Regions from separate parts of the Homo sapiens genome. Here region 2 is linked to region 1. A link is a loop called in an ENCODE intact Hi-C map of the cell type or tissue named here. Cell type or tissue: PC-3. All regions are shown on one strand. Each heading gives the region's core, and the rest is flanking DNA. Links, peaks and the distances in the headings are about the cores only.

Region 1 (12,356 bases), core at 2,402-10,401:
CTTCCCATAAAAAGTGACATGTTACTTTCTACAGAAATAACCATTAACGACCATCCTATTGCAAAACTAGCAAGATCAGGAAGTCTGGTTTTAGAATGATCTTGTTATCTCTTTCGCTCTCTTATGCCTAACGTCTTTTTTCCTCTTTTTCCCTCAAAAGTATTCTGTTTATCTTCCACTCTTTCTCTGTCAACATAGCTATCATAATATTTATTCTAAAATTATTCTTTCTTTGAAAATGAGCAGCCTATTTCCTGTTTTCCCTTTTCCAATTCTGAGCTTGCTCTCTTGTCCTCATTCTCCTCTTCCTCTTCCTCAAATTTTCTGGGTGGACCAGCTCATCTTCCACATCATCTTTATTATCATTATTTTCATACTCATCCTCTTCCTCTTCTGAGTTGGCATTCATTAGCTTTCTTACCAAATCCCTCTAAATATGTTTTGCTGCATCAGTTGAAAAATATACTTTCTCTAAGAATGTTTAGGACTGCTAAATAAGTCAAGGTTTTGCAGAACTCTACTAAACTGAGCTTTCTAAGTTTTGGTTTCATTCCAAATGAAATCGTTAGAATTTTGGCATTTCTTTGCCAGGACTTCTAAGTCTCCAGAAATAGCATTGTTTCTAAGAAAACCAGTCAAAGAAGGACTTATGCTTCAGCCATACATAGAAACACTGGTTCTTTGAAAAGATCATTCCTCCCTTCAATTTCTCCATGGATGACTGGCAACTATTAATGACCAGTTTGGTCACTCAGGCTTTTCACGACTCCCTCCTCCTCTGTTACCACTAGTCTCATTTTTCCCCTTCCTCCTTCTTGTACTAATTCTAATATCAAAATTTAAAAAAAAATAGAAAATGAATGAAAAGGGAAACAAATATACCACTCACCTCCAACGAAAAGATGTGTAAGATAAAGAACAAAATAGCCAACGGAGTTCAAATAGGTGGAATGTTAACTTGGCCTCCCTTTTCTCTTCATCCGTAAACATCCATAGCTCCTTTCCCTTCGATGGCTGTTCAGAGACTTGCATTATTTTAAAAATATATAATGTGATCAGAACTGTAATTCTGGAATATTATTTGGATGGTGGTGTGTGTAAATTGCACCAGAGAGGAAAAAACCAAGAAGCAGGGAATTAATTATGAAAGTATTCTATTAACCCAGGCAAGAAAAAAGGTGGATTAAACATGATTTTTTTTTCTCAGTGGAAAGTAAGCAGAGGATAAAATTCCTGGCAGTGTTATTAAGCTAAAATTTGTTAGACCTGTCTTGGAATCTAGGTGATCGGCAGGGAAATTATAGTGACTTTACCATGAAAAGGGAGCACAGAAGGAAGATTAGAGGAATGATGGTAAATTTTGGTTGGGCACTTATCGAAATTGAGGGGCATCTTCAGCGTTTAGGTAGTTTTCCCACAGGTAGATGGCAAAATGGAACTGAAAGAATGGAGTTGAGAGTGGATCCCCAAAGATAGAAAGGCTTGAACAGGCAAAAACAAAAAAATGTTGATAGAGTACCATAAAAAACTGTTATGTATAAGAAGAGGTACTTAGCAGTGAATCTGAGAAGAAACAGTAAGGTAACTTGCAGGAGAATTCTGAGAGTTAATTATCTGGAGTTTGAGAGAGGAGTGAATTTAAGGTGGTAAAGCATGTCTATTTGGGGGGAGAAAAGAGTGAGAGGGTTTTGTGATTATTCTATAAGCACTTGCAAAGGGTTTAACCTCCCAAATAAAAAGACGTATTTCTTTTCCACAGATAAGAGATAAGAGTTCTAGATGAAATATATAGGCACGGAGTAGAAAAAAACACCTTCCATCCCTACTTTTTTTTCTTATTGTTTTTTTCCACTCCAGATAAAAGAGAAAGTTGAAATCAGCTTGGTGTGGTCTCCACAGAGAGTCAAATACCTCAGCTAGCTTCAGTTTGCACTTCCAGAACCACCGTCCACCTTTGTTTACCCTGCTTGTGACCCATTGAGGCTTACTTAGTTGAATTATGTCAAGGGGCTTCCTTGCCTCCTGTTTTCCTGTTGGGTTTGGACAAGGGTGAACACTGTTGGACCATCACAGGGCAGTAGTAAAGTGTTATTGAGTATTTTCCTTCCGGTTTTCTCCATGCTGCTTCATTGCGTGTTGACTCTGTCCCACTGTGGTGTCTTGTCTACAGTAGGGACCAATGGGATTGGGGTCTGGTTTTAGCTCAGTGTTGTGATGTAAGCATTAATAAACCACCTATGCATAAGCACTTTGTAATACCCAGGCTCCATATTTCCAGTTTGACTGCCTAAGTTTCCCTTTAAACCTCTGACATTCTGTGAGTGTGGATAGTGCTTTGCTGTTCAGTACAATCTGTGAAACAGCAGGATCTACTTTTCCTAGCAAGTTGTTAGAAATGTAGAATTATAGACCTTACTCCAAATCTACTGAATTGGAATCTACATTCTCAAAAGATACCCAGATGATTTATATGTATTTTAGGACTTGGGAAATACTGAGATAGTATACAATTATAGTTAAAGAGTATGGAGTTTAGGGTCAGAGTGACCTGGTTATGAGTTTTGACTCTTCTACTATTTACTAGCTCTATGAACTTGTGACAAGTTGTTGACTTTTTTGAATCTCAAGGTCTAACCTGAAAATAATAACCCTAGGGATGTTGTGAAGAGTCAGTAAGACAATGCGACAATGCGATTCTTATTGTTGTGCAGCACTTATTCATTAAATACTTATAGTTAAAGCAAGTAAGAAGGAGGCCATTAGCCTGAGATTGTCTCTGTAATAGGAACTCCAACATAGGCAAACCAAAACTCAATTAAATGTAAACGGTAAAACACAAGTTAAGTTTAACCAATTAGAAACCTCCAGCTAACCTCTAGCTTGGGACTCTCCACTGCAACACACCCCAGTAAAGCAAATGCCTAGCTGTAGCCTATCAAGTAACTTCCTTATTTTGCTTTCATGGTCTAAAAAAGCTTGCTACTCCCACTGCAGCGAGGGGCTGTCTGAACTTCTGGTTCTGTTTTCCTTTTGACTTTCCTGCTTGATTCATGAATCATTCTTTGCTTAAATAAATTCTGTTAAATTTTTGCCTAAGGTTTTTCTTTTAACATTATGGATACCTTCAATGTTCCAGACACTGTGCTGGGTGCTCAGCAGTCAACAACACAGACAGTCCCTGGCCTCATGAAGCTTAGGTTGTTTTCAAGTCCTATGGACCAAAGTTATGCTTTGGTCCTGGAACAAGGAAGCATGATGCAGTAGATAGATCATTGACCTCAAGGGTGAAAATACATAGATTGCAACCCTCCTTCTTTTAAAGGCATACTGAAGGGCCTTAAACAAGTCATTTCAGCTTTCTGAACCTTGTCTGAAAATGGGATCTTAAGAATATTGGACTACATGAGCATATTCCAAACTGTGTTTCATAGAACACTAAACTTATGAGCTTCTCCATGGAGGAGATAAGAAAGACACGTGGCCAAATAAGTTTGGGAACTTATTTCCTTATAAGGAAATCACAAGTAAAACATCTCTTTAACTTGAAGTAATTTTGCATTTCTGACACTCATTATTGACAGACTTTCTTTCCTCCTTTCCTTCTTCTTTCTCTCTCTCTCCTTCCCTCCTTTCTTCTTGCCTTTCCTCCCTTCTTTCCTTCCTTTTTCTTTCTTTCTGTTGCAGTAATTTGGGAAGATGTTAGACCGTTTCCCTAAGGCCATTTATGGATATGATAGTTTGAGGATCTATTTTAGTCAGGAGGGAAGGAGAATTTTGTCAAGGGCAGTTCTCCATAGCCATTGGTCAAGATGACCCCATGGTTGTCAGATTTCCCAAAAGAAAGCACCAAGGGTTAATTGAAGGGCAAGAAGGGATTTGGAGCATAGTCTTTAAGAGTTGTTTGACATTGAGCAAGTCTCTGGCCTCCCAATTTCTGAGTCTGGAAGAGGGTGTGGGGTCAGTCTGGTGGCTCTGCCATGGTCTGGGAGGCTAAGGGTGTGTCTGAGCTGTATAAAAATCTAATTTTGGAAATGCTTCCTTGCCTGTGTTTGAGTGGAGAGTTGTGAGTTGGTGTTCATGAATTTTAGAGGCAAACTCTAGTGTTTGTCTTCTTGTTTCAGTTGGAAACTGGGTTTTCTCCAGTGAAAGCTGGCCTTTCTCTCCCAGTTTAAGGACTGGGATGTCCTGTATTTAGTTCAACAAGGGCCTACTACTTACTTAGATTAAGTACCCAAACCTGTACCACTTGCTTAGAGTGTTGATTTCAGAAATATGGACACAATCCAGAATGATGCCTGAAGCTTGTCACAACTGGTAATTTGTGATTGTTCTCTCACGTAAAGTTCTCAAGCCTTTATTGTGAAGAGAAATATGTCTTATCAAGTTCTAATGTCTCAAGCTTATTTTTCTTCGTACTATAAATGGAATAGAAACTGTATAAATAAGTATATTCTAGTTTAGTGCAGTGGGAAAGGAAGGAAGAGGCGATGCATCAACAATTTAGGGCAGGAGATACAGCAGAGGAGAGGGGTTAGGCATGGAGAAATGGGCACTGAGGTTAGAGAGGAGGGGCCTCTGCTCACATTCAGAGGAGAGGATCTTCTACCCACATAAATTCAAGACAAGGGCTCAGGTACAGGGGCCACAGAAAAGCCCCACTTATTCAGAAAGTACAAGGCAGTTGTTAAGAACATAGATTCTGTGGAAGACAAACCCAGATGTAAACTCAAGCTCTACAACTTACTGAATAGGGTAGAGAAATTTATTCCTTTTAGTTCTTGGTTTGCTATTTTTTAAAATGTGGATAATAAAAGCACCTACCACATAAAGCTGCTTCAAGGATTAAATATGATAGTGCATATACTTTATATAATTTTATGTGCTTAGCAATTGATTTATAGACAGCACTTAATACAATTTGCTACTGCTTTTATTTTTATATTATTGTCATTATTATTATAACTTTCATTTAACAAATTAGTATGTACACTAAGTATGCCAAGTCAGCATCATGCCTGAGAGAAGAAAGCCTCATAGCCACTCACATATTTTCATAATTCAACAGAGATTTTTAGGCAATTTAGTACTATGAAAATAGAATCTTTCTGACCTGTATGCAAATCCTGGTTCTGCTATTTGACAGCTTGGGAAAATTATTTTAACTTCTCCGAAAATTTGCTAGGTTATGAAGATTAAATGGATGATAAATCTGTATACCTAACAGAGGTGCCTATCTTAAATAAGCCTTAGTAATAATAGCTAATATCATTACGAAGTAAAATATTTTACTTCTAAAACACGCACAGCTGAAGAAGTTGATAAACAGGCACAGAGCAGAAAAACGACTTACCCAACATTATAGAAAGGGCAGGACTGGAACCAAGATCTTCAAGCTTTAGGCCCATTGGTTTTGCCTATACATACATAGAACTCTCCATGAAGGAGTATTTGAAGTACGTTTGAGCGGTGTGGAGCCTAGTGAACTTGCAGTGAGAGACCAAAGTTAAAATCCAGCTCTGCCACTTAGTGACTGGGTGACTTTGTGCAACCCATGCAACTTCTATGAACTTCTCTTCCCGCATCTTATAAAATGGTGATAATGACCCTTGTTTGCTTTCCAGGAATGTTGCGAAGTTCAAATGAGATTAAAGAGACGTTTGAAAATTATAGAGAGCAGCAGATGTATAAGGGATTTATATTTATATTACATACTTTAAAGTGGCAAGGGAACATATGCTTAATATTAGTTTATTAGCATATTGAAAATAATTTATTTTCTAGCTTCTGCTTTGGAGCAGGAAGGAGCAAAAGCAGTATTGTTTTAGGTACCCTTCATGCCAGCACGGTGTGTGCATATGTGGATGCCTCCAAGTGTTGCTGTAACGAGAAAAACCTGGGAGCTCCAGCTGCCTGGAGTTCTTGTGCATTCAACTTCAAAGAAACCAAACCTGATATTTAAAGTAATTAAAGGTGATTCAAATCTTTTCTTGAATCTCCTGGCAAAGATTAACAGGGATATAATTTATAACTGAAATCTTCTGACCATCCCCCTTTTCCTGATTCCTCCAATCCTCATATCTCTTATACTCTGAAGCCACTCCAAACCTTTTCTTTAAACCTTCTCTATCACATAAAAACTCAACTTGATTAACAAAAACAAAACAACCAAAGAAAACGAACCTTAGTGACTCTTCATTTTTCTTCTCATCTCTTGTCTTTCAGCTTCCATATCTCAGCTTTTAATTGACTAAATATGTGTCTTTCTGATAAAAATTCCATCTCTTTACTTTTCAATTTGTCTCTCTGCTCATTTGCCAATTCTATGTCAAAAATTGGCCAGAGACGAACTGGAGTGGCTGAAATTCATCTTCTGAAGGTGGGAAAGAATTGAGGCATAGTAGGAAATGCTGAAAATGCAGAATTCTCATTAATACATTGGGGAAGGGTAGAAGACAATAAATACTTACAGGTTTATATGTGCATAGTTTAAATTCATTGCAATTTTGTTTCCTTTCTCCCTTTCTTTTTTTTTTTTTTTTTTTTTTTTTGACACAGTTATGCTCCTGTTGCCCAGGCTGGAGTGCAATGGTGTGATCTGGGCTCACTGCAACCTCTGCCTCCAGGATTCAAGTGATTATCCTGCCTCAGGCTCCTGAGTAGCTGGGATTACAGGTGCCTGCCACCACACCCAGCTAATTTTTGTATTTTTAGTAGAGATGGGGTTTCGCCATATTGGCCAGGCTGGTCTCGAACTCTTGACCTCAGGTGATCTGCCCGCCTCAGCCTCCCAAGGTGCTAGGATTACAGGCATGAGCCCTGCGCCCAGCTGCAATTTTGTTTTCATCTGTCCAAAGGAATGACTGAATTGTGGATATGGGGATGTGAAGTGTATATTACGACTCCAGTTGTGGAGTAGTTGTCGGAAGCTGCTTATTTTTTGATTACTTTTCACAAGGGTTTTTCCTTCACATTTTCTTCAAGCGCCTATCTTGTGCTCTAAATTTCTACTGAACAAACCTCTTTAATACTGGCTACAAGTATCCTTATTTAAGTATATATCTTTTATCTCCAAATATTTAGTTTCCTTAAATACTGAAAGCTCTCCTGCAAGAAAATGCCTTTTTAATAAGGGTTAAGTACTGACTAACCACCATGGGACATCATTTTGATTTATTAAGAGGGTGTAGGAGGACAAGCCATTCTCTATTGTTGATCGCCATCTTGTGGAAATAACGATCAAAACGGCATAATTCAGATGTTGCAATCCTGCATGGGTCAGAATTCTTGGATTAGGATTCCTTCTTTGTCATATACTTTGAGCCAGCTACTTAATCTGTCTCAGTTTTTTTCATCTGTAAATGGGGGTAATCTACCAACCTCATGGTGCCTGACTTTATTGAACACATGGAGCTACTACTATGATGTATATTACAATTTGAGGAGCATTGACAAATAAAACTAGGTTGCTAAATAAGAGCAATCATAATAACAAGTAGTAATAATATTGAAAATATAAAAATGGTTAGTATTTACTGAATGTCTACCTTGTGGAAGATTAGTAGATGCTGTTCTATGTTCTTTACATGAAGTATTTTCTTTAATGCTCCCCACAGCCCTTTTTATTGAATACTGTTTCTATATTCAATGCACAGATGAGGAAACTGAGACTCTGAGGTTAACTAATTTGTCCAGTCTCATGGTGAATGAATAGTAAAGGTGGAATCAAACTCAAGTCTGATGTCACTATGTGAAATCTTTACTGCTCTAGGATGCTTGTGAGAGGATTGGGCCTGGAAATCATATTTTATAGGGAGAAAACTGTGTGTGTGTGTGTGTGTGTGTGTGTGTGTGAGAGAGAGAGAGAGAGAGAGTGTGTGTGTGTGTTGGGAACATTTCAAGTACTCTCTTCTAGCTACTTTAAAATATACAATACATTTTTGCTAACTATAGTCACCCTATGAAAAAGTGGTGGCTCATGCCTGTAATCCCAACACTTTGGGAGGCTGAGGCAGGCAGATCACCTGAGGTCAGGAGTTCGAGACCAGCCTGGCCAACATGGTGAAACCCTATCTCTAGTAAAAATACAAAAAATTAGCCAGGCATGGTGGCAGGCACCTGTAATCCCAGCTACTTGGGAGGCTGAGGCAGGAGAATCGCTTGAACCTGGGAGGCGGAGGTTGCAGTAAGCCAAGATCGTGCCATTGCACTCCAGCCTGGGCAACAGAGCATGACTCCATCTCAAAAAAAAAAAAAAAATGGGCAAACAACATTAGAACTTATATCTTCAATCTAACCATATGTTTATATCCGTTACTGAAATGTTTTCCATCTCCCTGCCCTCACATGCCTTCTCAGCCTCTAGTATCTATAATTCTATGCTATACCTCCATAAGATCAACTTTTTTAGTTTTCACATATTAGTGAGAACATGTGATATTTGTCTTTTTGTGACTGGCTTATTTCACTGAACATAGTAATCTCCAGTTCCATCCATTTTGCTGCAAATGACAGGATTTCATAGTTTTTAAACGGCTGAATAGTATTCTATTATGTATATATTCCACATTTTTAAAATCAGTTTGTCCATTGATAGACATTGAGGTTGATTTCATATCTTTGCTGTTGTACTAGTGCTGCAATAGACATATGGGTGCACATATCGCTTTGATATACTGATTTCTTTTCCTTGGTATAAGTATCCAATAGTGGGATTGGCAGATTATATAGTAGTTCTATGTTTGGTTTCTTGAGAAATCTCCATAACATTTTCCATAGTGGCTGTATTAATTTACACTTACATGAACACTGAAATTTATTTTATCGGGTAGAAGTATAGCTATTCTCGCTCTTTTTTGGTTTCCACTGGCATGGAATATCTTTTTTTTTCATCCCTTTATTTTCAGTCTGTGTGTGTCTTTATAGGTTAAGTGTGTTTCTTGGAGGCAACAGATTATGTTTTTTTTTTTAAATTCATTCAGCCAGTCTGTGTTTTGATTGGAGATTTAGTTGATTTACATTCCATATTATTGTTCATAAATAAGGATTTACTCCTGCCGTTTTGTTATTTCTTTTCCAGTTGTTTTGTGATCTTCTCTTCCTTATTTCTTTCCTTTCTGTCTTCCTTTTAGTGAAGATGATTTTCTCTGAAGACATGATTTAGTTTCTTGCTTTTTATCTTTCGTGTATCCATTGTATGTATTTTGGTTTGAGGTTACCATGAGGCCAGAACATACTATCTTATAACCCATTATTTTAAGCTGATAACAACCTAACATGATTTGCATAAACAAACAAACAAGCCAAATAACCTAATAAATACTCTACACCTTAACTTTATCCCCCGCTTTTTAACTTTTTGTTGTCTCTATTTACATTGTATTGTACAGTCTATGTCTTGAAAAGTTGTTGTAGTTATTATTTTTGATTGGTTCATTGTGTAGTCATTCTACTGAAGATAAGAGTAGTTTACTCACCCCAGTTACAGTGTTATGATATTCTGCGTTTTTCTGCGTACTTACTATTACTAGTGAGTTTTGTACCTGCAGATGATTTCTTATTGCTCATTAACATCCTTTTCTTTCTGATTGAAGTACTCCCTTTAGCATTTCTTGTAGGACAGGTCTGGTGTTGATGATATCCCTCAGCTTTTGTTTGTTTGGGAAAGCCTTTATTTCTCCTTCGTGTTTGAAGGATAATTTCACTGGATATACTATTCTAGGGTAAACTTTTTTTTTCTTTCAGCACCTTTAATTAATCATGCCACTCTCTCCTGTCCTGCAAGGTTTCCACTGAAAAATCTGCTTCCAAGTATATTAGCGTTCCATTGTATGTTATTTGTTTCTTTTCTCTTGCTGCTTTTAGGATGCTTTCTTTACCTTTGGGAGTTTGACTATTAAATGCCTTGAAGTAGTCTTCTTCGGTTAAATCTTCTTGTACTTGGATATCGATATCTTTCTCTAGCTTTGGGGCATTCTCTGTTATTATCCCTATGAATAAACTCTCTACCTCTATCTCTTTCTCTGCCTCCTCTTTAATACCAATAAACCTTAGATTTGCCATTTTGCAGCTATTTTTTTCTAGATCCTGTCGGCATGCTTCATTTTTTAAATTCTGTTTTCATTTTTCTCCCATATATATTTTAAATAGCCTCTCTTCAAATTCACTAATTATTCTGCTTGATCAATTCTGCTATTAAGACTCGGATGCATTCCTTAGTATGCCAATTGCATTTTTCAACTCCAGAACTTCTGCTTAATTCTTTTTAGGTATTTCAATCTCTTTGCTAAATTTATCTGATATTCTGAATTTCTTCTCTGTGTTATATTGAATTTCTTTGCGTTTCCTGAAAACGGCAATTTTGAATTATCTGTCTGAAAGGTTACATATCTCTGTTCCTTCAGGACTGGTCCCTGGTGCCTTACTTAGTTCATCTGGTAAGGTCATGTTTTCCTGGATCATCTTGATGCCTGTAGATGTTCGTTTATGTCTGGTCATTGAAGAGTTAGGTATTTATTGTAGTTTTTGCAGTCCAGGTTTACTTGTATTTATCCTTCTTGGGAAGGCTTTCAGATATTTGAAAGGACTTGGGTGTTGTGATCAAAACTGAATCTGCTTTAGTGGTGACCCCAAGCCCAGTAGCATTGTAATTCTTTTTTTTTTTTTTTTTTTTTTTTTTTTTTGAGACGGAGTCTCGCTCTGTCGCCCAGGCTGGAGTGCAGTGGCGCGATCTCGGCTCACTGCAAGCTCCGCCTCCCGGGTTCACGCCATTCTCCTGCCTCAGCCTCCCGCGCAGCTGGGACTACAGGCGCCCGCCACCACGCCCGGCTAATTTTTTTGTGTTTTTTAGTAGAGACGGGGTTTCACTGTGTTAGCCAGGATGGTCTCGATCTCCTGACCTCGTGATCCGCCTGCCTCGGCCTCCCAAAGTGCTGGGATTACAGGCGTGAGCCACCGCGCCCGGCCAGCATTGTAATTCTTGTAGACTCATAGAGATAACCTCCTTGATGGTCTTGGACAACATCTGGAAGAATTCTCTGGATTGCCAGACAGAGAATTTTGTTCTTTTCCCTTATTTTCTCTCAAACAGATGGAGTCTGTCTCTGTTTTGAGCAACTTGGAGCTGGGTTGGAGTGACATAAGAACCTCTGTGGCCATCACCCCTACGACTGCATTGGATCAGTCCTAAAGCCAGTACCGCACTGGGTATTACACAAGGCCTGCTGTAACCACTCTCTGACTACCACCTATGTTCACTCAAAGCCCTGGGGCTCTACAATCAGCAGGTGGCAAAGCCAACCAGGCTTATATTATTCTCTTCAGGGTGGCAAACTCCCCCAGGCCCCAGGTGGGTGCCAAGGTGCTGTCCAGGAGCCAGGGACTAGATTCAAAATCATAGAACTCCACCTGGTATTTTATTGTACTGTGGCTGAGCTGGCACTAAAACCATTAGACACAGTTCTTCTCACTCTTCTCTCCCCTTTCCAAAGGCAAAGGAGCCTCTCCCCATGGCCACCGCCATGTCAGGCTCATGGGGAATACTGCCAGACTACTACTGATGTTCCCTTAAGGCCTGAGGGCTCTTGAGTCAGCTTGTGGTGAATGCTGTCTGGCCTGGGACTCACCCTGCAGGGATGCAGCCTCCCCTCTGGTACAAAGCAGGCCCGGAAGTGCTGTCTAAGAGCCAAGTCCTGGAACCAGGGACTCCAAAAGCGCACTTGGTGCTCTACCCACTGTGGCCAAGCTAGTACCTAAGGTGCAAGGCAAATTCTCCTTAACTTTTCCCCTTGTTTTTATCAAGCAGAAGGAGTCTCACCCCATAGCCACTACAGCTGGGAATGTGTTGAGTCTTACCTGAGGCTAGCAAGTCTCAGAGACTCACCCAAGGGCCTCAGTGTAGTACCTGGGTACTGCTGACGCTTATTCAGAGCTCAAGGGCTCTTCAGTTAGCAGGTGATTAATCCTGTCAGGATTGGGTCCTTCTCTTCAAGGCAGCAGGTTCCCTTCTAACCCAGGGTGTGTCTAGAAATGTCTGGGAGCTAGGGCCTGGAAGGGGGGCCTCACAGCTCTGACCATACTCTATGCTGCTGTAGCTAGGCTGGTATCCAAGATGCAAGACAAAATTCTCCCCACTCCTGTCTCTGCTCTCCTCAAGAGGAAGGAAGGGATCTCTTTTGGAGCTGCAAGCTATACAGCTTGGGGTTACGGGAGGGTTAGCACTGCTTAAATTGTCCTGGCTGGTGATCAGTAGGTTTTGTGCCCTCCAACCCCCAGTTCACTGCGGGCCCAGTTCAGCCCTAGGACTCACCTAGGTGTTGCAGTCCTTGTGGCCTAGATTCTTTTTCAAATTTATTTGGTGC
Region 2 (12,356 bases), core at 2,410-10,409, 77 kb before region 1:
AGTTGTGGTTTATTCTCTTAAATTCTGTTGGATGTTGGATTATGGTAGAGCTGTTTGGGAAGAGGATTGAGTGGTGGGAAAATGGAGTAGGAAATTGGGTCATGTTATAAAGGACTCATCTGCCTGGGAGCTGGGATTCAGGCACTATCTGGCTCCTCACTAAGTGCCCGTTCTAAGGCAGCTAGCAGGGAGTGGAGCAAGTGCTCCCAGAAATCATGCCCAATGAAGACATAGAGAACTGGATTGAGACAGCTGTTGATAAAGGCCATAGACAAGGCCAGGGGTCTTAGGAGTAAGGCCACCTGGTTCAGGCCCTCTCTGTCTTCCCGAAATGATGTGAAGTCCAGCCACAGGGACACTTGCAAGGGCAACCAGCAGAGGAAGAAGGTGGTTACCACAGTCGCAAGGACCTGGAAGGGTCAGCTAAACTTAACCAGCTGCCTTTCTCTTAACTTCAAGGCTACAAGGATGTAGTAGCCAGTGATGATAGCCAGAGGGAGAAAGAAGCCAAAGAAAAAGTGGGCTGTTGTGACCAGCGTTTGGTGCCATGGAATGATAATCTCTTTCCAAAGTTGGTGACTTCCTTGAGTTTCATTCTGCAGATCATACTGGTTGTACAAAGAGGGTGACACTTTCCACCACGAGTTTCCTTGAAGATCAAGTAGGGAACAGAGAAACAAATTGCCAAAAGCCAGGTCCTCAAGGGCCCCAGAGTTGCCTTTGCTGGTGTGCAATTGTTCCAGGACTAGATTGGCCACAGGATCACAAGTCAGTGGTCCATGGAGATGAGGGTCAGAAGGAAGACACTGGCCAGAAAGTTAAAAATAGACATGGTGCTATTGAGTTTACAGAGCAGCTGGCCAAAGGGTTACAGAGCTACCATAACCAGCTGGAGAAGCAGTGGGAAGATGATGATGAAGTCAGCCACGGGCAGGTTGAGGTACCACCCACACCGTGTTGACTGTGCAGGACATGTGGAATCCAACTACCCAAATGACAAGGCCATTGCCAGCCAAGCCTAGGAAGAAAGTCACTGTGTAGATGATCATGGAAAAGATGTCAAGAGCAGACTTGACCCTCTCCAAAGAGTCATCACAATAGTCAAACATGGACGTGGGACTCTCCACAGTCAACAGTGACAATGCAGACACATTCTCCATGCTACCTAAAAATAGCCAAGGTATATTTAGGCTCAAACTTTCAAACTACATAAACTGCTTAAATTATCACCACTTCCTTTCTTATGATGACTGCAGACAGCTTTCATGTCCCTGCTTTAGGATGTGCCATTCTCTGTTGGTGATATTCCTCCTCCTCCCCCATGTGCTCTTGCTCCTCTTCCTCCTCTTCTTGTTTTCTTATCCATATTCTTAACCACAGTTTTCACCACTTATTCTATGCCAGCCACTATGCTAGCTATGTTCCATATATTGCATATCATGAATTAAGCAGCTACTAGGAGTCCAATGTTCTGTTCATATATTGCATTTAATTTATTTCCCATAACAAATCTGTCATATGGAAAAGAATTATTATGAATGAGAAAACTAAGGTAAAGGGAGGTTACTAAATTACTGAAAATCAAACATTCAGCAGTAAAAAAGCAGAAATGAATTTTGACGTTAGTTCTGCTTAATTAAAAATTCATATACTTTACCTGATTTTTTTCTTTTTACTGTATATTCCTCCTTCAATGGGCTGAAGGGGGGCTCATATTCGTATTTTTAATTTAGTTTACAAAAGGGCTTTCCTGTGCTTCACACTATTTAATAATTTCCAAAATGCCATGTTAGCTACGTAAGACAAATGTTTTATTATTGAAGTGATTTTTGACATATATGAAAGCAAAGACTGAAAAAGGTTGTTTTCTTTGAGCTGTAGCTCACTGCCTTAGGAACTAGCAGACCTGGTTCTTGAACCCAAACCTCCTGAAACCAAATCTTATCTTTTCCTCACCTCATTACAATGCTCTTTTTTATGGGTAAAGGACATCAGGAGGTGGGTGTCCACCCTGGAGGAAGTGGGATCTCTCCTGGTGACTGACCCTCCAAACTCTCTTAAGGGAAGATGGTCACGTCAGCTGCATTTAGGGGCCACATGAATTATTGTCTAACCCATATGAATTATTGTTTTCTCATTTCCTTATGGGAAATGCCTGCTGCATATTGTTGGCATTGCTATCTGTTTCTGTCCTATTTTCCTGTTTCAATTTTTAAGTTCCTCAATGTGTGGGGCCAGTCTTCAATTCTACCTAATGCCTGCTTTTGTTTATGCTGTTCTCGCTACCTAGAATGCCTTCCCCTCCACCATTTTCTGTTGGTGAAATCTTGCACACACACATCCTAGTAGACTTACTTGCTTCTTTCTCTGTTTGTTCATAGCACCGGATGTCTGTTTAATTCTAGCAGTCTTGCCTGCATATTAGAAATGGTTGCTTTGATATCTATCTCAGGAGTCACAGCTTATTCTACTTCTACCACTAAATACCTTAGGCAAGGCATTTACCCTCTCTGAGCTTTACAGCCTTAATTTTTAAAAGCAATATATAATATTAATACATACCTCAGAGGGTTGTTGTGGTAATATAAGGAAATATTTCAGTGAAATATTTAGAAATATATCTGATACATCAAAAACACCCAGCATGTTGGTTATTATTCTTTTTATTGATACCATCATTACTATCCTAATTTTTGTTTCATGCACCACATTTGATTTATATTAACATTCCATAAACACTTGTTTAATTATTATAGTGCTGATAAAGGATAAAGATTCAATGAGATGATACCTGTGAGTATAAATTATAGAATCAAGAGTTATATAAAGCAGAATCCTTTTTCTTGAAGGAACCAGTTATTTCCCTTGTTTTAGATGCTTACTTATTTAAGTGAAGTTTTCCTCTTCTTGCACAATCTCTTCCCAACTTTTCACCCTTCATCTGGCCCCAAATGGCCACCCCCAGACAACTGTGAAACCTGCCTATGCCTCTCTCAGTAGTGGAACCCCACACACTCACCTTCACCAGCTTGGAGCTCTGCTTCCCTGCTGGGGTTTTATAGCAGCCAAATCCATTTTGGAGGCTTTTGAATCTATGGGGCCAAGGGACTCTGAAGGCATCTGTGTCAGTTATCAGACTGGTGAAGTCTCTGTGCTAGGACCTAAGTAATACAGTCGAAAGGAGGAACCTGGGGGCTCGTGTTGAGGTTTGTCTAAACGCCTAGAATTCTTTTAGGGAGGGAGCTTGGGATACAAACAATTTTTATTCATCAGGGCCTTGAAGTTCAGTGATCACTGGTCCGGATAATTAAGACTTTAGGAAATGTGACCTCATCTTTGATGAAATTTATGTCTAAGATTTTGAAACAAATATAAAGACAATTTAAAAGTGCATGAGCATAGTAAAGCTTGACGTTAATTACAACAGCAACAGCTAATATTTATGGAGTGCTTATTATAGAGCAGGTTTAACCCCTTCACTATTCTGTACTTTGGAATCAGAAGGGTGTGATGATAGGATTTTGTAAAAACCACGTCAGAGGATCCCCTGTGGAAACGGAAAGGGTGGTTGCTTAATCACAGACGGCAATGAGATGATTGAACTTTGTAGGCTTAGTGTTGAGTCTAAACTGTGAGACCAGTCTGTAAAATGAGCTTAATCTAATTGAGCTTTAGCTATAAAATCCGTATATATTCCTCTGAAGCTTAAATAAACCCAGTAAATAAAGGTAATTGGACAACCAGAAAGCATAATACAAATGTGTGATTTACGATTTGGTTTAAAATAGTTGGACATTATTAGGATGCAATATTATTAAATAGTATTTGGAAAGGCCGTCCGCATGGGACACTGTGGTAGATGAGAAAACTGATGCTCAGAGAGCTCCTGTCTGTTTATGGCTTGGTTGTGATGGTGAGGGATCTCCCCCATGTGCAGAAAGTCAGAAGTGGATGCTTCCTCAATGATGAGAGGGGCAACTTTGTGGGAGGAACAAAGAGTGAGTGAAGTTTTAAAATTGCAAGACAGGGGAAAGGATAGTGTTGGAGGTAAATGTTGAATACAAATATATGAACGTAAATCTGAATTTAAGTATTAAATGAAATATATTTACATAAACCTGGCACATTCCTGTTAACAATAGCTCAGAACAATCTCTAGTGTACAGTAGCCTTTTTGATCCCCAGTTTGCTTTTCTCGGTTTCAGTTACCCATGGTCAACTGGAGTTCAAAAATATTACACGAAAAATTTCAGAAATATACAACTCATAAGTTTTAAATTTCACACTGCTCTGAGTAGCACGATGAAATCTCATGCCCAGGGACATGACTTGTCCCTTTGTCTGGAGTACCCGTGCTGTGGATGCTGCTTGCCTGTTACTCACTTGGCAGCCAACTCGGTTATCACACTGACTGTCTCAGTATCACAGTGATTATGTTCAAGTCACCCATATTTTATTTTGTAATGGCCCCAGAGTACAAGAGCAGTGATGCTGGCAATTTGGAAATGCCAAAGAGAAGCCACGAAGTGCTTCCTTTAAGTGAAAATATAAAAGTTCTTGACTTAATAAGGAAAGAAAAAAATAATATGCTGAAGTGGTTAAGATCTATAGTAAGAACAAATACTTTATCTGTGAAACTATGAAGAAGAAAAAATTGTGCTAGTTTTTCTGTCACACTTCAAGCTGCAAAAGTTACAGCCACAGTGCATGATAACTTTTATTTCAGTACGTTGTTATAGTTGCTCTATTTTATTATTAGCTGTTGTTGTTAATCTTTTACTGTGCCTAATTTATAAATTAAACATTATCATGGATAAGAATGTGTAGGAGAAACAGTATATATAAAGTTCAGAACTATTCGAGGTTTCAGGCATCCACTGGGGGTCTTGGAATGTATCCCTTTTGGATATGCAGGGACTCTGGTACAAAGCCTCTTCCATTATATCATCATAATGGCCATGATTACACACCCAAGGGGTCATATATCTTTGAATTGAACTTTCATCCAGAACTCTTAAAAAACAAAATATGTTGGTAAATACTTAGATGCCTAAGTATTTATTATCTCTTATCTCTTCTGACTCTTCTACCTTCCAGCAGAAGACCATGGAAGAAAGATAAACTTTTAAAGCACAGCCTTATAGGAAAGTTGTGTTAATAGATGGTAGCAGGTTTTGTAATTATTCCAATAGGTAAAATGAAAATAAACTTGGGGTCAAATAAATACTCTTAGGCCAAGCCAGTACTAGGCTTGTCTGATGCATATTCACACACCAATACAATTTTATTCTTTTAAGCTACTTTTTGTTAGTCTGATATTTTAATATTGTTTATGATGTGTTAGAACTTGATTCTGGCAGCCATTCTCTGAACTAAAAAAGCTTAATGTGATCTGGGGCCATTAATAAACTCTGATGTCTTCTTCAAAGAAGCTGATAGACCTGCTCTGCTCTGTGCTAGGCAAGACCTAAATAGTATTACATTTAGCTATGGCACCACTTTGGAGATTCTTGGAAACACTTCTGGTTGTGTTGAGGAGGTGACAATGGTTGACCTTAGGCATCCAAATGTGACCTGTACATCTTATTATTAGTGCTGCTTTCTAAGTTTCTGTCCAGGACATAAACTTAGTTCTGTCCTTTCTAAATGCTTTCCACAATTTTTGATGACAATATGTTGGAATTTCTGGAGTTGGCACTCATGGACTAAGGAATGCAAGGAGGGCTGAGTAGCAGCCTGTGTCGACCTAAATGTCTGTTGATTTATCAAAATCCTAGTGTGACAGAAGGATCCTGATGATCCCCCCTATACTGCTGAATATTTAGGGGATGCTATGAAATCTCCTAAGATTAGAGGCCTCCAGGTCTTCAAGGTACATCAGCCAATTTGAGTACTTTGTCTTTACTCTTAAATTCTCCATATTCCCAAATCCAATATAAAAGTTTCTAAGCCTCTGAGTTTCTCCATACCCCCAAATTCAATATAAAAGGTCCTAAGCCTTCTGCAGCATTTGAGGTAGTATTTCTTTTAGCTGGCTTATCATCTGAGAAGTAAAACAAAAACTAAAAACAATATTTCTTCCTCCTCTTTAAACATATATTTTTTTTCCTTTTTCAATTCATTATTTTCTTCTAGCACAGGATGTGGCACAAAGATGGCCATCACTAACATTGCCTGTTAGGTTGCTTTTGTTTTGTAAACTGTAGCACAATCCCGGAAATGGCCACAAGAGGGCATTTGTGCACCACTTTGAAAGTTACTCTTGTTCAACATCGCATTCCACAAACATTCATAGTTTCCCATGGTTTGAACTTTAATAATTCCACCCTGAAAGAAAGAAAATGAAGCTGAAGTCATATCAGACATAATCTAATCCATATTGTCATTCCAAAGATTCCAGATCTCAGGACCTGTGATAGTGTAACTCTTTAAAATATTGAAGCATTGTGAATGATTTTAAACATTTCAAAAAAAGAAATGTTTTAAATATTTTAATTAGTGTTGAGGCTTAAGTAGCTGTACTTTTGACTTAGATTATTATAGATTTGACAGTCAAAACCTTAAAATATTGAGACCCATGGGGGAAAATAATGTGTGCATCAACATTTATTGAATTTGATACTTTTTGTGATAGAGTCCCAGAAATGATATGTGAGAAGCTTAATAAGGTTTAAAGTGCTTTGTTTATTGCAGTTTTAAGTGTCTTCTTCTTGAATTAAATCTTAGGTTAAGGAGGCTGTTGGAGTCATATGATGATATTATGGTGCAAAATTAATTACCTTTGCACCAACCTCATAGACTTGGAAAGTGTAATGAAGATAATCTCATCTATTCTTATCTATTACAAGAGCCTTTTCCACAGTAAATTTGGTATTAGCTAACCTTTATTTGTAGGATTCAGTATGGAGCCATTAAACTTTATTTTCTTGTAATTTGTAGTCACATTTCAAAAACCTCTCAAATTCAATCCTAAATTCATATCTATTTTTGCTTCATGATGATAGCCCTCCAAATATCTGAACAATCTCTTAAGGGTTTCTTGGTTTATCTTCTCTCCAGGCTGGTGTCACCAAGTTTATTAACTGTCTCTCATATGATCCTTCAAAAGCCTGGATAATCTTCTTATTATGGGTTTGTTGTGAATTAAATATGACCACACATTCTTTGCAATTCCTCCTACCAAGAAGTAGAGTTTATTTTCTCTCCTCTTGGCACTGGGCACGTCCTATGGCTTCATTTGAATAATAGAATGTGGCTGAAGAGATGCCATGTGTCTTTTGAGGCTAAACATTAGGACATCTAGGGTTTTAATTTTCATATCTTGGAATGCATTTTCCTGGAACTCATGAATTACCAGATGCTTTGCAAACTGCCTCCACTGAGCTCATAGCCAAAGCCAATCACAAAATGCCAGTATTCTGGCTCTCCAGCCATCCCAGTGCCCCAGTAAACATCAATCAATGAAACAGGTGAAGCAGCTATATGGTATTTTTAAAGAATCATGAAAAAAGTACACTGTGCTTGTTTTGAACCACTGAATTTTGGAGTATTTTGTTATATGGCATTAGACAACTGAGAGGTCCAGGTTGCAAATGATCTCACTGGGTTGAGTTCAGATCTAAATAGAATGTGTTGACTGTGACTAATAACCTGTAAAATAGATTTTTTTCTTATTTGATTTTGATGGCACATTTTCATAGTAACATATTTTTTCAGCCATATTTTCATAACCTGTGATATTTGAAATGATTTGAGACCAGAGCTGTTGTTGCTTATCTTGACTTAAAAAGAAAGACCACTGAAATAGAGCCTGTGACTTTTTCCCCAGTTCCTCAGTTTTTTCTGACAGCCAAAAAATAAATCCTGAATTTTTCTAGACTTGATGGAATGACAAACATGATTTCATTAATACAATACTTAACTGTAAACCAAGGGTTTGCACATACATCATCTCACTTAATCCACACAAACGTATATGGCAGCATTAATAACCCTTTAACACACACTGAAGTATTTGTGAGTGATAGGACATTGGCTAGCAATTTACTCTCCAATGGTTCTGAAAAAAAGAGTTCTATGTACTGTATTCAAATCTTTTCTGTAAGTTTGAAATTGTCTCAAATTTAAAATCTTATACCAAAAAAAATCTTATAATTTGTTCACTGGATGCAGTGATTATCCATTCTCCTACTTCTATTCTGTGTACAAGCTAAAGAAAGGTAAAATTCTTCAAAGAGAAATTACAAATAAAACTCCCCAAACATCACTCAAAATTAAAGTGTTGAGAAGTAGTTCATGAGCTTGGTGATTGTGGCTGCTCTGACTGAGGTTATAATTATGAAGCTGGATAGCTAAAAGTAAAGATAGAGAGGGGATAATAATAATAATAGTGTAACGTATCTTGAGTGTTCATTCCCAGGTACTAATTTTTGTAAGCATTTTGCATATGTTAACTTATTACTTATAACACCCTTAGAAGGAAGGAAGTTTGTTAGCCCAACTATAAAATAGTTGGTAAAACTGAGGCCCAGCAAGGTAAATAACTTCCCCATTGGAAAAGCTGTGCCATGAATACAGACAGGCTGGCTTCAGGACCTGTGCTCTTTGTCACTAAACAAAGAACAAGGGCACTGAAAGCACAAAAGAGCAGCCTCAACCCTAGAAAGATGTGGAGAAGCTGGAGACAGTGTTTAGCAAACATCAAGCTTGTCAGGAGCCCACACACCTCAGTAAAAAGGCCTCCTCCACCCTGTACTACCAAAAGAATCATAGCGCATGTTGTTAAATCAAACTAAATATGGCCTGAGAAAGCCTCCATACTTCCATATTTGAATCCTTGTGGATGAACTATAACCACCTTAGTAGGTAGACAAGACTGAAGTATGCTTCTGTAACAATAGGTGAGTCTCAGCCAATCCCAGAAGCTATACTTAACCACTCATATGCCGCTGACTGTTCAAACTATGCTCAAATAAGACATGCACCAAGCTGTAACCAATCCATCTGTTTCTGTACCTCACCTCTGTTTTTTTATACATCACTTTCCTTTTATTGTTCTGACCGTGAGGCATCCCTGGAGTCACTCTGAATCTGCTGTGATTCTGGAGGCTGCCCAATTTTTTTCTTTTTTTTTCCCTTGCTCAATTAAACTGTTAAATTTAATTTGTCTAAAGTTTTCTTTTAACAGATCTGGTGTCAGAGTGGGATTAAAAGTAAAACTCCAGCAACCCCCAGGAACACCAGGTGACCAGGTGAGGTACCTGAGGAGACTATTGTGCTCACTGCTCTCTTGATTGTAGCTGGAGGTCATGGGTGAGTTTGCTCTCAGATTCCGAGCTCCACCAACTTGTGTTCTGAGCTCTATGTGTTTATTTGAGCAATAGTTAGGCTGGACTGAGTCCAGGATTGAATTGGATTTGATAATTAACTGAACTGGATTCAGTTAGAGGTCTCAGGCCTCAGGAAGGTACTTTATTTTTAAAATGGGATCTTTTGAATCCAAAGAGTCTGGGACTCCACCTTCCAGGACTCCATGTAAATTTTATGTATAAAAATTATGGACCCAGAACATGTGCATTTTTAGAAAAATGGGTTAACCGCACTAGAGAAAACTTAGAATTAAGATGGCCACAATGGGGAAGTTTTAATTTGGATAAAATTATTTGTGAGGCACATTAGAAAAGGGGGGATCAAAAGCCCCATGAAAACAGTGGGACGTATTCTTTCATTGGTATGCAGAGGCCTCTAAAAGACCACATGAATCAAACATTGCTTCCTTAAAAGATTCTTTGCAAAAAACAAATGAAAAGCTTAAGCAAAAGACCAAGAATGTGATAAAAGAGGACTGTACTCTGACTGAACTAACCTCAACTATTCCTTCTCTTTATGTATCTCTACCTACATAGTCTGAGTCCACTAACCTTTTTGGTAAATTACCCTTTCGCCCTGACGATGATGAAAAAAAAAGAAATCAGACAGATGTCTTACAAAGTGAGACCTTCTGACCAGCTGGGCCTGCCTGCTGTAACTACTTTCACTCCATGGTCCAAAACTAAGCTTAGAGCCATTGTGAAGTACTTTCTTGATCCAAGTGAAAATCCTCAAAACTTTACTGAGGAATTTAGAATCCTCATACAAGCTTACAATCCAGGACTTCCTGACCTTTATCAATTTATTCACATGATGTTGGGGCCTGGTGAAGCTTGGGAATGGATGGCAGCAGCAGACTGGGACAAACCTGAGGCGGATGTTAAAGACCCCTCCAAAAGTTCTTCATGAGAAGGACAAAAAGTAGCTCTAAAAATTGGTAAATACCCTTTAAATTTAATTCCTAAAATTTGTCCACAAAAAACTGATTGGCCCATCATACAATCTTGTAAACAGAAAAAGGATGAACCAGTTTCAGATTACAGAACTCGCTTAGAAACACTGTGAAACATGTAGGGCTCAAAGTATAGCAAGGAGTATTTCCTGCAGGGACTGAAACAGCGTTAACTGCTCTGTTCATACATGGACTCCATCCTGAACTTAACAGTTTGATTAGAACACATAAACTGGAATAGGAAGTTACAGGAATGACTGAATTGGTGGTCTTAACTGAACATTTGGAGATGACTCTAGAGGAAGGAAAAACTCAAAAGGCTAACAAACTTATGACCCTTCAACTACAATAGTTACAGGGGCTGGGAGCAAAAGTATGGAAGGGACCTTCTCATTCTCATTTTAAATCACAACCAAAAGGACCTAGAACAAGAAGTTCTTTACCGCAAGATGTCTGCCTTCATTGCAGACAATCAAGACACTTGAAAAGAGATTGTCTGCTTTTATTTCAGTATGCCAATAAGCCTCCCTTTAGGCCGACTGTTTCCACCCTAAAAAGAACCCAAGAGACCTCAGCCCTTCTGATAAAAATCAACATTGATGAGGCTCCAAGGGATTCTCTGGTAAATTTCTCCCTATAATACCTTTAAATAAACATGGAGAAACAAAGGTTAAAATAAATGGGGAGTCATGTACAGTCATGGTGGATACCAGAGCTACCCTATCTACCGTAAACTCCACTTCAATAAGCCAACAAATCCCTTGGAGTAAAAAGGTCATTCCTGTGGTGGGGGTTTCAAATCAAGTACAAGAGGATCTCTTATCTGAATCCATCCAATTAACTTTGGGGCCTTTTCATAATAACAAACTTTTTACTATGTGATACTGCTCCAGTAAATTGGCTAGGGCGAGATTTACTTTCAAAACTAAAAGGGCACATGCAATTTTCCTTGCTCCTTTCAAATAGCTTCTCCTGAAAATTCTCATGATAGTACTTATAATCAGAGGCCAAGGGTTTTAATCTTTATATTTTTTCTAGAGGCTTTCCAAGTTATTATGGCTTGTATTACCAGGGTAACAGTAAAAATGAGATCCTCTTTAAATCAGGCCACTTTACGGAGCGCTATGATCCTTAACTGTTCTCACTCTCTGAGCAAGGACTATGACCAATTTGACCCTAAGACTGTCGAACTGCTTATATTGTCTGAACCTTCAGTTGGTTAATTTGGTTCAGTTCATTTTCACAAGAACTCCTGTTAAGAAGTATACCTTGGTATTTTGGTATAATCCTCTTTATAGTCCTAATAATAGTCCCCTTGGTGCACTGTATCTCTCAAGTCCTAAATGTCTTGTACGTGGCTATCCATTGAGAGTTAAATGGTCTCACTCCAACTGTGTCAGCAACAACATAAACATTCAGCTGGTACAAAGCTGCGACTTGTGAATTTCCTACTGACATTAAAGAAGACTTGTGAATTCCGTAATGAGACTGAAGAAGTCTTTCATGATGGTGACAGAGAATGGTGTCAATTCCTAAAGTTTGGTCAATCTCTCTAAATGGAGAGACTGACCAAAAATGGGGAATTGTTAAATCGAACTAAATATGGCCTGAGAAAGCCTCTGTAACTCCATTTTTGAGTCCTTGTGGATGAACTGTATCCTACCTTAGTGGGTAGATAAGATTGAAAACCTAACTTAGGAATATGCTTCTATAGCAACAGCTGAGTCTCAGCCCATCCCATCAGCCATACTTCAACCACTCATATGCTGCTGACTGTTCAAACTGTGTTCAAATAAGGCAGACACTAAGCTGTAACCAATCCAGCTGTTTCTGAACCTCACTTCTGTTTTCTCTACGCCACTTTCCCTTTTTTTGTCTATAAATTTGCTGTGATCACGAGGTATCCCTGGGGTCATTCTGCATCTGCTGTGATTCTGGAGGCTGTCCAATTCATTAACCTTTTTTTTCCTTGCTCTATTAAACTCTTTTGAATTTAATTTGTCTCAAGTTTTCTTTTAACAATGTAAACATTTAG

The links. Peaks named below come from ENCODE experiments on the same cell type or tissue, not always from the same donor. Only the 100,000 strongest peaks of a DNase experiment are listed, where the experiment ranks them.
Region 2: it touches region 1 in a loop (11-fold over the local background); 46 of 110 quality-filtered maps call a loop at or near these places.

The regions. Positions count from the first base shown.
Region 1 is chr5:147,928,020-147,940,375 of GRCh38, forward strand. No RefSeq gene overlaps it. Among named protein-coding and RNA genes, the nearest start is that of C5orf46, 28 kb to the left of the region's middle. In PC-3, for the core only: a CTCF peak has its summit at 7,225 (motif pointing left); a DNase peak (open chromatin) is centred at 7,222; H3K27ac peaks cover 1,278 bases.
Region 2 is chr5:147,851,507-147,863,862 of GRCh38, forward strand. It overlaps the pseudogene LOC100288484. Among named protein-coding and RNA genes, the nearest start is that of SCGB3A2, 21 kb to the right of the region's middle. In PC-3, for the core only: a CTCF peak has its summit at 6,237 (motif pointing right); a DNase peak (open chromatin) is centred at 6,225.